Linked DNA regions of Mus musculus: regions 1 and 3 are each linked to region 2. The links are chromatin contacts, found by POLR2A ChIA-PET in ENCODE. All regions are on one chromosome and are shown on one strand. The core of a region is the stretch at or near the end of the contact, and the rest is flanking DNA. Distances in the headings are between cores, read along the strand shown.

Region 1 (3,514 bases), core at 329-2,828, 540 kb before region 2:
AGGGAGCCACGCAGAGTGTATGGACATCCAGCAGGGAAAGGTCGTTCTGTTCAAACACAACCATTGTCCTGGGACAATGCCATTCCCTATCCTCTGCACTTTTCCTGCCTGAAGTTGAGGTCAAGACATTGTGACACTTAGTGTCACAGCAGAGGGTAAGTTACCTGCGGAGGAGATAGGCCAGTACCTGGGCCAGATCCACATCTTCATCCTCTTCTTCCTCTTCCTCACTACGACGCAGGCCAGTCCCTCTTCGGGACAAGCCCTCAGAGGGTTCTAAGGACCCGGATCCGGCGCTGCTGCTGTTCCGTGATCCCATCTTCTGGTTACAGCATCCTTATGTCTTGCGCAGGGGCTGCTCCTGTCTCCAACTTGGGTTTGGTGAAAGCAAAGCCTGCTGTAGAAATACCAGGGTTTCCAGAAACGGGGCAGAAGCTATCTTTAGAGGGGTGACCCCTCCAGGAGACTGAGATTTCCTTCTCTTTAGCTATGACAGCTCCCAGGGTATCGGGAACATAAACCTTTCTCAATCCTGTGAAGCAAAGAAAGCCATATGAAACCTAGGGTGCAACCCTACCGTACTAATCAGAGTCCACGAAGAGGAATTTCCCATTTTCCTAACCAAACTCACCTATCAAAGTCCCCGGCCCGGGATGGCTGAATCCCAGATAACCTCTCCGACTGACCAATCAAAACCCCTTGCGGAAGAACGCATTTCACTAGCTTATCTCACACAACCAACCAGAGGCGTTAGAACTCAGACCCCCCCCACGCCTCCCTCTACTGACCAATCAGAGCAATTTCTTGCACGGGCCGGCAGCATCAACAGCCAATGAGGTTAGAAGTCAGCCTAACACCCCCTCCAGTTTAGCTTCACGCCCACGTGGTGCGCCGGGGGTGTGTACAACAGGGGGAGGGAAAATGGAGAAGCACCTCCCCCCGGCGTCTGGCGGTTACCGCCCCACGCGAGACCACCCACCAGCCAGGAGCTGTCGCAGGACCCGCAGGGGCGAGGCCCTGTTTACAGCGACTATCGCTGCGGCGCCGGCTAACAGCTCCTCAGTCGCGAGCCTCGTCCGTCACGCTTCTGGCGGCCAGGCCTGCTGACGTCACTCGACGCTCCAAGCAGTCCCTCCCCCTCGGCCCTCTGATTGGATAGCTGAGACCTGTGATTGATAGGTGGGCTGGGGAACTTGCTCAACCCAAGAGGGGCGTTTAGTCGTAGCGGACTGGAATTGGCTGCGACCTGCATTAGACGTAGCGGAACTAGACATCAAGTCTGCGAGGTGGTCCCTTAAGGTCGCTTGGCCTCGAGTGGTTTGTTTGTTTGTTTGTTTTTTACTGCGTGCCCAATCGCTCCTATTCCCTCAGCTCCCAGCAACCCCAGTTCAACCGTTTTCCCCTGGCTGTAGCGCTAGCGGCCTGTCGAAAGCAGTCCTCACTGGTGGGACCTGGGCCTCTCCACCCTGCTGTGTACACGCTTACCAGCGGGGGTCTTGTCTGACGACCCCTGGCTTCCTTTCTTGGTCTTTGCATACGCTCCCTAAGTGCCGCGGCCGTCCCCGGAGCCTTTCCGGTTGCCTTAGTGCGCACGCGCCCCTTGGGTCTGGGCTTTGCCGACCGTCCCTAGGCTTCTGTCGCTCGCCACCTCCCGTTGGTTTATGAGTAACTAGGGTGAGTCCAAGGCCAACCCTACCTTGTCTGGGATGGTTTCCTAGGCCAGAGAGGCGGGCGATGTCGGCCTTGGCCCAGAGGTGGGCCATCGCGAGGACACCTCAGCTCCCGGGGCGAGCATGTGACAGGTTCTGTGTCAGGTTTCCTGGTCTCTAGGCCGGAGACCCCAACATTTTCTCCCGATCCACGCAGGTTGTCACTGCCTTAAAATTCTTAACTGTAAACAAGCGCCCAGCATTTTGTTCTTTGGCTGGTCTCCATTAATTATGTGGACAGGTATTTCAAACATACACGGAACTTTCAGGATTCCTAGGTATTTGGGTTATTTGGCCTGGAAAGTCTGTAATAATTTTAGTATTTTTCCTTCCTTATTACTCTTCTAGTTCTTACAAGTTCTGTAGATATTTTTTAACTGATTACTTGAGGTTATTTTCACAGTGGCTGTTTTTCCACATTTCAGACTTCTTCCACTCCTTGATCTGCTCAAGTCTACTCTTAAAAGTATTTCGTTCTTAAGAGCTGACTGTTTTTTCGTTTTTTTATTACTTCAAATACAGACTTCCCAACCTGATTGTCTTTTTACTTCATTCGAAAATTTTGTCTGCCAATCAAATGTGCCTAGAAGTGCCTTATTTCTACTGGTACACCCTTTCAGAATGTCTAATCTGAGAGATGCTTTATCTTTTTAACCAGTCCTAGCCAGCCCTCATAGCCCTAAACTGTGACCTAGTGATACTGCTATCTGTAATCAAACTTGGACCTACATAAAAATGTATGTTCTGCTTAACAATCACTGATAATAGTGGGATACTGGAAATAAAAGAAATCCAAATATACAATAAGAGGTTGGTTAAATAAATTATGGTCAGTTTTGTACAGTTATAAAAATACCTGGTAGCCACTGAAATGAATTTTTTAGTGGGTTAGGAATATGTCTCTATGGGAGAGTGCTTGCTTGGCATTCTGTATATACTGGGTTCAGTGTATACATTGAACACACACACACACACACACATACACACCAAACAACAACAAAAACCCAATGTTGCTGCAGTTCTTCATAAAATAAAAATAACCGAGGGCTGGAGAGATGGCTCAGTGGTTAAGAGCACCGACTGCTCTGCTGAAGGTCCTGAGTTCAAATCCCAGCAACCACATGGAGGCTCACAACCATCTGTAATGAGATCTGACGCCCTCTTCTGGTGCATCTGAAGACAGCTACAGTGTACTTAGATATAATAATAAATAAATCTTTTAAAAAAAATAACCAAGTTTGGGCCAGTGAGATAGTGAGATGCTTCAGCAGGTAAGGGTGTTTGCTAGGTAATGGTGCTTACTAGGAAGTCTGGGGTTTTTGTTTTTGTTTGTTTGTTTGTTTTTCGAGACTGGGTTTCTCTGTAAATCCCTGGCTGTCCTGGAACTCACTCTGTAGTCCAGGCTGGCCTCGACCTCAGAAATCCACCTGCCTCTGCCTCCCAAGTGCCGGCATTAAAGGCGTGTGCCACCATGCCCAGCTACTACTAAGTCTTATGACTTGAGAGAGAATGGACTCCTACAAATTGTTCTCAGAACTCCTCATGCATACCTCCCTACTCACCCACACCCACCCAAAGAAGTAAATACAAATTTGAAAAATCCAAGCTCATTATGTGATTAAATAACAAAATGGATGATAGCTAAGGTGGAACATGAACAAAACATTATGATTAGGTCCAGAAAAGAGGCCTGTAAAATTTTTTCCTTATTATCGTTATATATGTGTGGATGCATGTGTGTGTAGTGTGTTTGTGTGTTCAGGTGTGTTCTGGTGCATGTGAACATGTGTATCAGTTGATGTAGA
Region 2 (3,305 bases), core at 296-2,795:
ATAAATACTAGATAATGCCGCCTAAAAAATGATCTGAAACGCTGTTGCTGAACACCACTGAACTGAGCGTTTCCAACAGTTCTCCAAGAGGCAGAGAAAACATCGTCATGGTGCTGTCTAAAGATGAGGGAGGGGGTCATTAAGAAACCAAGTGAAGGGGGTGAGGAGCCCGACAGTGGCGATGAGGGCTGTGACTTTTGTTGTTTGTGGGGTTGTTTTTGTTTTTTGAGATAGGGTTTGTCTATGAAGCCCAGGTTGTTCTGGAACTCACTATACACTCCAAGCTGACCTTGAACTCACAGAGATCCACCTGCCTCTGCCTCCTAAGTGCTGGGTTTAAAGGTGTGCACCATAAACAGGCCAAGGAGTGTAATTTTATCTGTACCACTAGAACTTACTATGTAAATGCATATTAAGTGGCACTTATAGCCACTATTTTGACAGATTGTCAACATCTGTTTTCTTAGTTATTATTTAAATAAAGGAGTTTGGGTATAACTTAAAAAAAGTTTTCTGGGGGGTGGCTGCAATCGGAATGTAAAGTGACTAAATAAAATAAATAAATAAGTAAGTGAATGGGGGAAAAACAGCTTTCTGTATTTCTTTGGGAGCTGAATGAATTATTTTGAACTTTCATGAAGCGCATATAAGGCTTTTATTTTACACCTAAGATAATTTTGTAGTATTCGAATCATCAAAGTGTGTGGATGAGACTTATGAAGTCAAAGTTAATCCCTGACTGATTTATTCTAAAAGACATACATACTCACCTGCTCCTGGAGGTTTTTCAAAAGTGTTATCGAACTTGACACGTCTGACTCCAGCACCTCCTACAGATAGGAGGGGACAGTTAAAGGTGATCAATTTCTTACTTTAGGCGATGATGATTGCAGAACGTACTGCCTATCAAACTCCCTCCTTTCCTTCAAAACAGTCGCGACTTTTGGGTCGTTTTCCCCCCGCACAGGGGCAGGCAGCCTCGGCACACAGCCAGTCTCCTCCCACCACACCCCCCCCAATTTACTGGAAAAGACCGGAGATTTCATCGCCAAACTTTACGGCTGCCTTTGCCCCAGCCACATTGTACATGTGACGCTAGCTCTGCTCGGAACATTGTCCCACCTTAAGGCCGGGTCACCGCCCGCCATGGTCACGAGACTCTCCCTACAAAGCTCATTCTGAAGAGTAATTTGGGGTTAGCCTCCTGTCCGGAACCAGCCAACCTGCAGCGTCTGACCCTCCCTCTCATCTGACATACGATACCGCTGTGTCAGAGTGAGCGCATCCCTGAGACAACTCTCATCACTCTCATCATCCATGGTGCCAACGGTTTGCCTCGATCCGTGGAGGCGAAAGGAAACTTTCACAGATTCCTTCCTTTCCGGGAAGAAGCAAGGAGACAGAACTCACCGGAGCCGCCATCTTCGCAAAGCCCACCCTTTCCGGGCCCGAACTTCCTAGGAGCTAGCGTGAGTTCATAGTTTTGATAGACAATCACAGTTTGCAAATTTCAGCCAATGGAAGTAAGAGATCTTTCATTTCCGCTAATCGGAGAGGCGGGACCTCACCTAGCCAATGAAATAAAGAAACTCCCTGAATGTGTCAAACGCAGAGGCGTTCTTAAGGCGTAAAGGTGGGCGGGGACAGAAGCATGTGATTCGTGATTTACAGAGAATGATGGATGCTAATTCCAATAAATATTGTGCAGATTATTGATTGACAGCTAGTGCAACCAGTAGAAAAAAGAAATTAGTTATGCAGCCCGAGAGCTCATTGGCTCCCAGATGCCGCAGAGACAGTCTTTCCACGGCGTTTTCCGTGTAGTGCCAAAACAGACCGCAGGGTGGCGGCTTCCGTCCGTTCTCTGATGCGGCAGGGTTGCTGGGCCGCCATTGGCCCCAGGACTTCCAAGTGCGCCTTTCCTGGTTCTGTGACTGTCCTTGAACAACAGTGGAGCCCTTTTCATCCGTAATTTGGATGGTTGGGATGGAGGAGCGGGAACCCAAGGTTCAGAAACCGTCGGCCGCATCACCGGCCAACCCTCCCCGTGCACGCCTAGGACTCTGCGCAAAGGCCGCATTGCGCCCTGCATTCCTCTCGAGGGAAAAATCGACAGGCGAGGAACCGGCTCAACCTGCGTGCCTTTCTCACTGCTCCACTCGTCCACCGCAGAACGTGGTTAAAACCCTGGCTGTGCATATTTCCTTTGTCCCCGTCATCTTTTCTCAGTATCTTCCAACACGCCCACTCCCTCGCCTCTCACGGGCTGGAGGATTAGGTGGGAGTTATAACTCCCACTCTCCGTCTGCATTACACAATACAGCGCTAGAAAGGTCCTCCTGGCTCGGAGTTTCCTCGCGCAACAGAAGAGCAGACCTGAGCCGGGAAATCCAAAGTGTAGCTTTGGCCTTTAATCCCAGATCTCTTTAGTCAAGAGACAAGCAGAGCTCCATGAGTTTCAAGCCAGTCTGGTCTACATTGTGAGATCCCATCTCAATAAACAAAATGAAAACGGGGCTGGAGCGATGGCTCAGTCAGTGGCCAAGAGCACATATTATTCTTGCAGATGACCAACGTTCCATTCCCAGCACCCAGACAAGACAGCTCACAACTACCTTTAACTCCAGCCCCAGGGGAATTTTAGTTCCTTCTGACTTCCCTATATACAGACATAGGCATACATAAAAGTGATTGTTTTTTTGTTTTTTGTTTTTTGTTTTTTTTTTTTAAGCAAAAAAGAGTAATCCTTTTTCTATCTTGAATTCTGGGTGAAACATTCTAGTTTCTACCTATTTGGGAACTACATAAAATGGGACAGAGGGTTTGCCTGTGATATTTATTTGCTGTTTAAGGTTCATTGGGAGGCGCAGAGCACTGTAAGAACCTACAAGAGTTTTGGTATTTTTCTGTCTTTTAAAAAAAAAAGTTTATTTATTATATGTGTGCGGCACGCTTGTGAAGATCAAATGGGAGTTGGATCTCCTTCCACTATGTGAGTCCTGGAAATAGAACTCAGTTGGTCAGCCTAGTGGGCAAGCGCCTTGACCTGGAGCCATCTTGTCAGCACTTTTCATGTATTTATTAGGATTTTCTTGTGAAACTTCTGTTTTAACACTATTTTTTGGAACTTGAAGTTTGTCATATGTGTTATAGACAAACGATTACAATATCTGAGAAAATAAATAATACTTCCTTTTAAAGAAAAGATTTATTTATTTTATGTATTGAGTACGCTGTCACTGCCTTCAGACACACCAGAAGAGGGCATCAGGTCCCATTACAGATGGTTGTGAGCCACCACGTGG
Region 3 (3,599 bases), core at 428-2,927, 580 kb before region 2:
CACGGGGGTGGGGGTGTCTCAACGTGCCTTGGGGCTCCCAGTCAAGTACTTAAAATCCTTAGAATCAGAAGGTCATCTCACCTGCAACAGCAAACTGAGCTCGGTGCGAAGCAGCAGTACTTCTAGTGTGACAACAGCAACCTGGTATTCATCTGGTTCCTCCTGCCCTTCGGGGAAACTCAATCCATCTGGGCGCTCCTCAGTATAGCCATACAACCGTAGTACATCCCGGCCACCCTGGCACACATTCAGGACCCGGTCACCATCTAACAGACCTCCTAGGCAATAGAGCTGGTCCCCCACTCAGCACACCCTCAAGCCTTTCTGGTCAACCCTAAGCACAGGTCTAGTCCCCTTCTCCGATAAGGTCCAAGAGTTTCACCTGCACAGCATCCACCGTGCTGCGAAAGACGGGGTTATTAAACTTCACTGAGCGCCAATACCGGGGCCGCTGCGGGCTGAGGAGGTTGCGACCATATTTTTCCAGGATGTTCAGGGCCGTGGATAGGGTGTTGAGGTAGTTTCGAGGCTGGGAGCATTCAGAAAAGCAGAGTCGTGAGCCTAGCCCACCTGGCCTCTGAGCCTAGGTCCCCTTCCATGGAGCGCCGGGCGGGCTTGACCTCACCTCCCCATGAGCGTTGCAGCGGACCAAGCGTCCGGCGTCCAGCTGCAGGTAGCGGGCGGCTGGTGGCAGAGAGGTGGCCAGAAGCGGCATGAGCTGCTCCAGGGGAAAAACCTGCGCAGAATCCCACCTCAGGGCGCTCGCCAGCTCCTCGCGGGCCGCCAGGAAGCCTCGCTCCTCGTCTCCCGGCATCCTGAGACTGGAGACAGGCTCAGCTTCTCTGCCCTCCAGGGGCTGGCGCAGGTGCGCGCGGCGCCACAGCAGCCCGGGTCACTTAAGCCACCGCCCCGCTCAGCCCCATCCACGGCCAGGGTTACCGGGAACAGGAAGTCCTGGCAGAGAGGGCGGGACTGTGGGCCACTTTAGAGGAAAAGGAGGGTTCGGAGTGACGGTAAAGCTGAGATCAGGAAGGGTGGCCAGGTCGCCGCCAATGAAGAAGCCGCGGCCCGGGCTCCTCCCATAATGCTACGGAACCTTTTCCTTCCGAATCAGGCTCTCTTCTTCGCCTTCCCTTAAACTATCCCGCCCCTTCCGGAGGGACCCACCTCCCATGCGAGGGGTTAATTTTGCCCAGAGCTTTGCTATCTTTATTTCCATAGTGTTGGTTCTGTTCCATTCCCCGGCGGGGAAGTCCCACCTTATCGGGGACCGGCTCTGGCTGCCCTTAGCCCGGCTCAGGCGGGCTCCTCCCTTCTCTAGTCTGTCCTGAAGGGAAGGCAGTCCCGCTCGTCCTGCTCCCTTCCATCTTGCCAGGCTTTCCTCCTTCTTATCCTTCCTACTCTCTCGGATCCTACTTGGTCCCCTCCTCAGTCTAGCGTCATGGAACCCCACCTCTGGGTACCCCCTTTCCTATTGTCCCACCCTCTCTCAGTCCAGTACTTCCCCTGGACGGTCCATACTATAAGCTCCGCCCTTCTCGAGAGGCCGCCTCTATTTGAGTCTCCGCCGTCCCACGCTTTCCTAGCTCCTCCCTTGGACAGCCCCTGATGATGAAGCCAACACCGCCCTTCCTAGTGGCAACTAGCTGGGAATGGCTGAGGGGGTACTACTCACGGTTGGTGGCCGGCCAGGAGGAGGAGAAAAAAGGGAGGGGGCGTGGCTGAGGGGGGTGGGTCTGGGCCTGGAGAGTGAAAGCGAAAGCTGGGGCTGCTAGCCCAGGCTCGAGAGCTGCCAAGTGGGGGGAAGCATGGCCAAGCCTTGTGGGGTCCGCTTGAGTGGAGAAGCCCGAAAACAGGTAAATGGGAACCGAAGCCAGGAAGGAGTGAGAAGTCCTAACGGAGATAAAGCTCGGTGCTCCTGGGCACCAATGGGGCCTTGCGAGCGAACTCCACCGGCCTCTCTTTCTTTAGGGCTTTCTTTCACTTCTGCTCAGGGATTGCCAGTGCCGTGTCCTCGAGCCAATCTGTGCACTGAGCAGGCTCCTCCAGGGGGAAACTAGCTTTGTGGGACAGGTTTGGGCTAGAGTTGGAAGGCACCTAGGTTGGGAGTGGGCCCTTATTCTATACAAACTAAACCCTAACCAGCATCCGGCTACTTCTGTCTGTGCAGGTGGATGTCTTCAGACAAAATCTTTTCCAGGAGGTAAGTCTCTGAATTCAGTCGATGTAACCCAGAGTCTTAGTGCAGAACTCTAGGGCCACAAGCTCTGAGTAACCCACCAGTTCACCTTAATTTTGGTGTCTCCGAACCTTCATGCTTACTCAAGGTGAACTGCAATGATTTGTTTCTACTTGTAATCTGATCAATCTTAGAACTCTTAACTGCTTTTGCCACTCCCCTTGAATGGAAAGGTAAAGATGTCGCCCAAAGGGAAAACCCCATAGCCCTACTTCTGCCCTTCATGAGATTGGGCAAGTCCCTTTATTTCCAGGGCTAGGGTTTCCTCATACGAGAGTCTTGAGCTCAGTGATTTCCATGGGCCAACTTCTGATACGTATCAACAAACCTCTTGCATGATTATTTTTGTAATGTAACTTGCAGGCTGATGACTTCCTCTGCACTTTCTTGCCACGGAAAATCATATCCCTGAGTCAGCTCTTGCAGGTGAGTAGTATAGACCCCTCTGCTCCATCTCCTGACACCTCTCATCACCCATCTGACGGGCATCAGCATGCTGGGAGCTGAGTGAGCCTGGCCGGGTGTGGTGGCACACACGTTTAATCCCAGCACTCGGGAGGCAGAGGCAGGCGGATTTCTGAGTTCGAGGCCAGCCTGGTCTACAAAGTGAGTTCCAGGACAGCCAGGGCTATACAGAGAAACCCTGTCTCAAAAAAAAAAAAAGGCTTGAGCCTGGGTTGGGAGGAAGAGAGATGGAAGGCTGTGTCTGGTGAAGGGAGGAGGCTGGGTAGTGTCTGAGAATAAATTCTACAGGAGGATTCCCTCAATGTGGCCGACCTCTCCTCCCTCCGGGCTCCTCTGGACATCCCTATCCCAGATCCTCCACCCAAGGATGACGAGGTAAGGCATTCAGTGTGCAGAGCCTGAACTCTAAGCCAGTGGCAACACCACCACAGTGTGGCAGCCTCCAAGACTGTTCTAAAGCTGCTTTCCTTATTTTGCCTTAGATGGAAACAGACAAGCAGGAGAAGAAGGAAGGTAATGGAGACCTGGTGAGGAGGGGGGAGGCTGGTGCAGGGATGTGGGTGACATAAAGGCCCCACTCTCATCTTTCTCTTAGTCCCTAAGTGTGGCTACCTCCCGGGGAACGAGAAGCTTCTGGCCTTGCTCGCTTTGGTTAAGCCAGAAGTCTGGACTCTCAAAGAGAAGTGCATTCTGGTGAGCCTGGGCCCTGGGGGAGGTGGGAAGAAAAGCACAGCACAGCTGTGGTCCAGTCAGAGATGCAGGTCTTCAACCCAGAGACCTAATATATAATAAGACTGGCTTTTGTGTCTTGGATATATATGGATGGATATGTGTGTGTGTGTGTATATATCTAGATATCTAGATATATACTTTTTAATTGTGTGTTTGTGTGCAC

The links. ChIA-PET counts read pairs that join two places held with the same protein, here RNA polymerase II (POLR2A).
Region 1: POLR2A ChIA-PET joins it to region 2 with 10 read pairs in embryonic stem cell. The contact joins the promoter of Dcaf11 here to the promoter of Ngdn in region 2. POLR2A ChIA-PET finds 5 or more read pairs at or near these places in 2 of 5 experiments (Patski and embryonic stem cell).
Region 3: POLR2A ChIA-PET joins it to region 2 with 11 read pairs in embryonic stem cell. The contact joins the promoter of Psme2 here to the promoter of Ngdn in region 2. POLR2A ChIA-PET finds 5 or more read pairs at or near these places in 2 of 5 experiments (Patski and embryonic stem cell).

Annotation. Positions count from the first base shown.
Region 1 is chr14:55,558,093-55,561,606 of GRCm38, reverse strand. It overlaps Dcaf11 (DDB1 and CUL4 associated factor 11), which reads right to left and starts at 1,578. Exons shown (of 15, transcript NM_133734.3): 1 at 1,486-1,578; 2 at 165-397. The coding sequence starts at 319.
Region 2 is chr14:55,013,694-55,016,998 of GRCm38, reverse strand. Ngdn (neuroguidin, EIF4E binding protein) reads right to left here and starts at 1,545. Exons shown (of 11, transcript NM_026890.2): 1 at 1,411-1,545; 2 at 771-830. The coding sequence starts at 1,422.
Region 3 is chr14:55,589,099-55,592,697 of GRCm38, reverse strand. Psme2 (proteasome (prosome, macropain) activator subunit 2 (PA28 beta)) reads left to right here and starts at 1,677. Exons shown (of 11, transcript NM_011190.3): 1 at 1,677-1,856; 2 at 2,171-2,203; 3 at 2,603-2,665; 4 at 2,993-3,079; 5 at 3,187-3,217; 6 at 3,300-3,397. The coding sequence starts at 1,809. It overlaps Rnf31 (ring finger protein 31), which reads right to left and starts at 956. Exons shown (of 21, transcript NM_194346.3): 1 at 626-956; 2 at 383-529; 3 at 82-237. The coding sequence starts at 814.